2 separate regions of the Homo sapiens genome follow, and region 2 is linked to region 1. A link is an interaction called in ENCODE POLR2A ChIA-PET data of the cell type or tissue named here. Cell type or tissue: HCT116. All regions are shown on one strand. Each heading gives the region's core, and the rest is flanking DNA. Links, peaks and the distances in the headings are about the cores only. Region 1 overlaps GARRE1 (granule associated Rac and RHOG effector 1). Region 2 overlaps LSM14A (LSM14A mRNA processing body assembly factor).

What was found. ChIA-PET counts read pairs that join two places held together with the same protein. Peaks named below come from ENCODE experiments on the same cell type or tissue, not always from the same donor. Only the 100,000 strongest peaks of a DNase experiment are listed, where the experiment ranks them.
Region 2: POLR2A ChIA-PET joins it to region 1 with 5 read pairs; 5 of 35 experiments call an interaction of 5 or more read pairs at or near these places.

What each region holds. Positions count from the first base shown.
Region 1 is chr19:34,315,132-34,318,042 of GRCh38, forward strand. The region is part of intron 2 of GARRE1 (granule associated Rac and RHOG effector 1); the gene reads left to right. Among named protein-coding and RNA genes, the nearest start is that of GPI, 49 kb to the right of the region's middle. In HCT116, for the core only: no CTCF peak of the experiment used is centred there; a DNase peak (open chromatin) is centred at 1,720.
Region 2 is chr19:34,183,529-34,186,439 of GRCh38, forward strand. The region is part of intron 1 of LSM14A (LSM14A mRNA processing body assembly factor); the gene reads left to right. Among named protein-coding and RNA genes, the nearest start is that of LSM14A, 12 kb to the left of the region's middle. In HCT116, for the core only: no CTCF peak of the experiment used is centred there; no DNase peak of the experiment used is centred there.

The DNA.
Region 1 (2,911 bases), core at 288-2,787:
TTACTTGTTCCTCATTCTAAAGGGATATGAAAAAGATGAACTTGAGTTCATGAAGTTGAGCAGAACAATGAACTTAGTGATAAATTATTTGTATTGATGTGAAAATCACACCATGTTTTGGGAAATGGGGTGGACTTGGGCACTCCATAGTTCCAACCACATGCAGGTATTATAGGCTGAGTCAGGCCTGAGCCTAGAAGAGGAATAACTGCAACTAAACTTTGAAATATTCCAGGAAAGCAGAGTTGACATGTAGGTTGATCTGCAACAACTACAGTGGTATAGAAAGGGTGGTCTTGGCTGGGCGCAGTGGCTCACGCCTGTAATCCCAGCACTTTGGGAGGCCAAGGCGGGTGGATCATGAGATCAGGAGATCAAGACCATCCTGGCTAACACGGTGAAACCCTGTCTCTACTAAAAATACAAAAAATTAGCCTGGCGTGGTGGTGGGTGCCTGTAGTCCCAGCTACTTGGGAGGCTGAGGCAGGAGAATGGCATGAACCCGCGAGGCAAAGCTTGCAGTGAGCCAAGATTGTGCCACTGCACTCCAGCCTGGGCAACAGAGCAAGACTCTGTCTCAAAAAAAAAAAAAAAAAAAAAAGGGTAGTTTTTTGGTGCTCCAAATGGGAAGGCCTTAAATTAAAATCTGTTTTACAATCTGAATAAAATATAAATATCATCAAAAAGAAAAGGTATTCTGGTTATGTACATGAATACAACATCCTTAGCAGCAGATGTTGTGTGTGTGCAAGGGAATAGGAAGGTAAAGATGCACCCTTCTCCTCCACCATCAAGGGTTGCTAGAAAACAGGCTCTCATTCAGTAGACCCCGATAGCTGTCTGTAATCCATAGCTCCTTCTCTGATTAGTATTTATCCACTATTGTGGCTTCATTCTGGATCTTGTCATAGGTAGAAAGAGTAGCCTGGTGGTTAGCAACACAGTTTTCGGAGTCAAACAGACCTGGTGTCAGATCCCTACTTATTACCTGCTTGACATTGAGCAAGTTTCTTTATCTCTGTAAACTTCAGTGTTATCATCCGTAAAATGGGTGAATTGCTCACACCCCACAGGGATGGTTCACCAAACATAAGGTGCTTGGTATTTAAACACTCAATAAATGGTAGCTGTTGATAGAGCTTCACTGGCATTTTAAACTTAAAAACCTGCCTTTGGCCACTCTGCTCATCCACTCCCCAGCTTCCCCCATGTGTTCTGCAATTTGACTGAACCACACAGTCCAGGAAACTTTCTCCATGTGAAGGAGAAAATAGCTTTCCACAGCCCTGGGGTCACACTCTCCCAAACTTATGTCAGGAAGACGCCCAAAGACTGGCTCATTCCTGGGTCAAGGAGAGTGGGGTCTGTTTCAGGAGAGGAGCTGAGCTAAGACCTGAGATCCTCGGAGGGGAAAGGTGGGCAGAGGCAGGCTGGAGGTTGAGCTCTGTACTCTCTCAAGAGAAGGTGGTGGTTATGCATCTGTTACTCTGGGTAAATTTTTAGAGCAGATATCTGATGAAACAGCTGTTTCCAAGGTCCAGCGTTAACCATTGGTTTGATTGGCTTTGAATAAGTTATTTACAACACAGATATTTTGTTACAATCATAATTTGTATGACTGAGTTGGTCTCCAGGCATCCTGGGTAGGAGAGGGAGGTGTACAGTAGCTGAGCTGTTGTCCTCATTCCTTATTTATAGGAAAGAAGCTTAGGTTAAATGACTCATCCAAGGTCAAACACATCCTAAGTGGTGGAGACAACACAGACAATGCCTTTTAAACTGACCTGTGTCTCTTCCCCCACTCCTTCCTACAGCAGGGTTCTGCCCTCCTTACTGCCACCCCACAGCAAGAGGGCTTCCTCCACCTCATTCTCCCCAGGGGTGATGGCCTTGTCAGAGAGCATCCTGTTCTTGATCTGGGGGCCCTCCTTCAGGCCTTCAGCCATTCCTCAGAACTTTGCCCCTTAGTAGGGGAGGGGACAGGGTAGCTCTCCCTTTGCCCTCGGTCATTTCCTTGAGGAGCCTTTTCCTTCCCATCCGTCTGTGTTCCTTTCCCAGCAGCACCCGGCCTTGCATATCTGTTCATTGCCTGTTGTCTTCCCCATTAGAATGTCGCCCTGGCGAGAGCAGGGACTTGCTCATTCTCTTTCCAGTAGTGTTCCCAGCTCTTTGTGCTTGGTGCATATCAGGCATCCCCATCTTATATATTTATTGAGAGAATGAATGACTAAGTTGTGTCCATCAGAGCTGTGAGAGTGTGAACCCAGAGCTAATGGAGCATGGCGTCTTCCCTTTTTCCTCCTCCTCCAGCTTCCCATAGCTGCCAAGGTGCTGAGGAAGGAGTGGGAGGAATAGTTTGTGTCCCTGAGGAGCCGGCTCACTCCCCCTCCCTGTGTCTGCAGTGGGTGGGGAGATTGAGGAAACCCTCAGCCTACACCAGTTAAGGTGGAGTTCCTGTCACATGCAAGCCGATGCCAGTTTAGAGTCTGCTGAAGGCAGTGGGGCACACAGGTGAAGGGCATGGACACTTGAGTCAGGTGACTGGTCCACCACATGCAGATTGTGTCCCGTTGACAAAATTTTGTAGCCTTTCTATGCCTTGATCTTGTTGTCTATGAAGGGAGGATGACCTCATAGGGTGGTTCCTGGGATTGAATGCGCTAGCCCATGTGACTCTCCAGCATTGGTCAGGTACAGGCTGTGTGCTCCACTAAAGCTGTCTGTGTGCTCTACAGGACTAAATAGCTGCTGCTTATTCTACTCCTGGCACCTGTCTAACTGGCCTAGGTGCGCTGCCTTCGTGTCCCTCACCCTGCCCAGTCTAGCACAGAGCACTGGGGGAAGGGCTCTGAAGGAGGTGTGAGTGGAAGCCCAGGAGTTTGGGGGGCTTCAGCCTGTGATGTCGGTTGTT
Region 2 (2,911 bases), core at 318-2,817, 130 kb before region 1:
TGACAGAGCGAGTTCGTCTCAAAAAAAAAATAAATAAATAAATAAACCCATAAAGGACAAAACAGATTTGGAAAGGAGACAACATCAACACAGTTTGGAAGGCTGAAAAGCAAATAGATGAGTTTAAATGACTTAGCAAAGTTGAGAGCCGCAACCTAAGTAGTCAGTGGGAAAAGCCAAGATGTAACTTGACTTTCACCCCAAACTCCTAAAAGGCTCAGGAGTTGACATCAACAGGCACAATGGAAACTAGAAGATTGAAGTAATTGGGATGAAGGGTGTAAGTTTTGGGTTATAAGTTTAACTTATTAACTTTTAACTTTATTGGGTATAAGTTACAATACTATAAAATTCACCCACTGTAAGTGTGCGGTCCCGTGAAAGTTGTGTATCCATCACCACAGTCCAGTTTTCTAACAATTCCATCAACTCAAGAAGCTTCTTTGTTGATGTTTAGTCAGTAGCTGCCTACGACCCCCAGTCCTAGGCAACCTCTGATCTACTTTCTTTTCTAGACTTTCCTTTGCTTTTTTTTTTTTTTTTTGAGACGGAGTTTTACAGTTGTCACCCAGGCTGGAGTGCAATGGCGCAATCTTGGCTCACTGCAGCTTCTGCCTCCCGGGTTCAAGTGATTCTCCTACCTCAGCCTCCTGAGTAGCTGGGATGACAGGCATGCACCACCATGCCAGCTAATTTTTGTATTTTTAAGAGACGGGGTTTCACCATGTTGGCCAGGCTGGTCTCGAACTCCTGACCTCAGGTGATCCACCTGCCTCGGCCTTCCAAAGTGCTGGAATTATAGGCATGAGCCACTGCGCCCAGCCTTTCCTTTGCTTTTAATATGTAAATTATTAAATTGATTTCCTAATATTAAAACATTCTTGCATTTTTAGAAACCTTAAATTTCAAACAACTGTATTTCTCTATATCAATTATCAATTGGAGTAATTAGCCATTATCTATAATAGATTCATTACATGGAGTTCATGGTAGATTTCAGGGAGTCTTGATCCCCTGAAGTTATAAGCAATTTTTATTTACATACAGAAACATTTGGGGAGAGGGTTCATAGATGTCTTTAATTTTCCAAGACCCAGATAAATACAAGCTACCTTTGCTTATGCCTAAGTTAAAAGTTTTAACATATCTTTTCACTTTTCTCCCTTTGTCCCATTTTCCAGGTTTTATCTAATTTGGGGTTTAGGTTACAGATTGTTATTATTACATTGCTTCTATTTTTAGAATCCCTTAAGAGCAGTTTTATTAGCAATGTTGACTTAGATAAAACTGAGGGGGCTTTTTTGTTTTTTGTTTTTGTTTTTCGTCAGAGACAAGGTTCTTGAGGACACAACATTTAAGCTGGGGCCTGACAGATGAGTTAGAATTAGCCACATGTAGAGGCTATCTAGGAAGATGTTAAGGCTATCTGTTATGTTCAGTTACATAAGAGAGATCCTTTGTAAATGTGTTTTGCTTTGTAATAAACCTTCTAAGGAGCCAGTATTGTTTTGTTATTACATCACTCTCTAAAATTTCAAATTGCCTTTTTGGTTTTATAAGGACAAGATGGGCTCTTAACAAGATGGCTTTGGGGTTTTTTCAGTCGAAGATGATGTAACCTCTAGAGTTAAGTGCGAAGAAGTTGATTTTGAGAATATATTGCAGAAGGTGCAAGGAACGTCATCTGGGTTATGACCTCTGGAAGTGGAGGTAGTTTTTTGTCATTGGGTCGCCAGTGCTTGGCATGTGATCTGTGAGGTGATCGAGAATATTGCAGACACAAGGGCAGGAGTAATGCCTCTGTTAGGGGTGTTAAGTTCGTAGTGGGTTCAGGAAGAGATGGTGGAGGCTGAGGGACAGATGTTTTCATTCAGTGCAGTAATATTTGCTAACAGGAAGAAAGTAGTGTGGGTAAGGGTGAAGAAGGGGCCAGAGAAGAGAGTGCAGATGTGCAAAAAGTGAGAGTTTGTGGAAGCAGGCCGTGATGTGGTTCCAAGAGCTGGACTGTCGAATCTTATTTTTGTAAAGCTCTGCTCTTAAGTAAAAAACCCAGAGTCACCTTTCTACCATGCTACCTTCAGGGCCTGAGCAAGAGTACTGCGTTGTAGAAGAGGTGGTGCTTTTTAGTATTTAAGTAATTAAACCTTCCTTGTTGTATTAAATCCATATATAATACCTTATTCCAACATATCTCAGATAGTTTCTGTATCTCAGATAGTTTCAGCAAGAGTTTGTGTATGGCACCGAATGGACAAGAGCTGTACATATATATAAATGTCAGAAAGAGAAGAAAAATACTAACTGTAACTTTTTGGTTTCCTGGTTTGCTGCTTTTGCATGTAGACTGTTCTTAAATATGCTGAGGTTGGGTTTGTTTTTCCCACTTTCCCATTCTATCAACATCAGTTGTTATTTACTCTAAACAATCATTCTTTCATTTTATCCTAAGTGAGTTTCTTTTATAATTTAATTCAGTTCCCTTGGTATTAAACACTGTTCAGTACTTTGGAAGTAGCTTACTTAATAGCTTTTTCTGCTGTGTGATTTATTCAAGAAATATTCAAATGTCAGCTATATGTAGAGCACTGTGTTAGATTCTGTGGGAGTTGCAAAGATGATCTAGATACAGATCTTTCTCCAGATCTTTAAATTCTAGAAGGGTAGTATAGACAGAATGATAGAATGCTGTGTGGTTTTCAAAGGAAGAACAGATTATTTCAGCCCAGGTGGAGTTGGGTGATGGCTAATTTTATGTGCCAACTTGACTGGGCCACAGTGCCTAGATATTTGATCAAATATTTTCGATGTTTCTGTTTAAGTATTTTTTGTATGAGATTAACATTTAAGTTGGTAGATTGTGAGTAGCCTCCATCTGTGGGTGGGCCTCATCCAGTCAGTGGAAGGCCTTTAA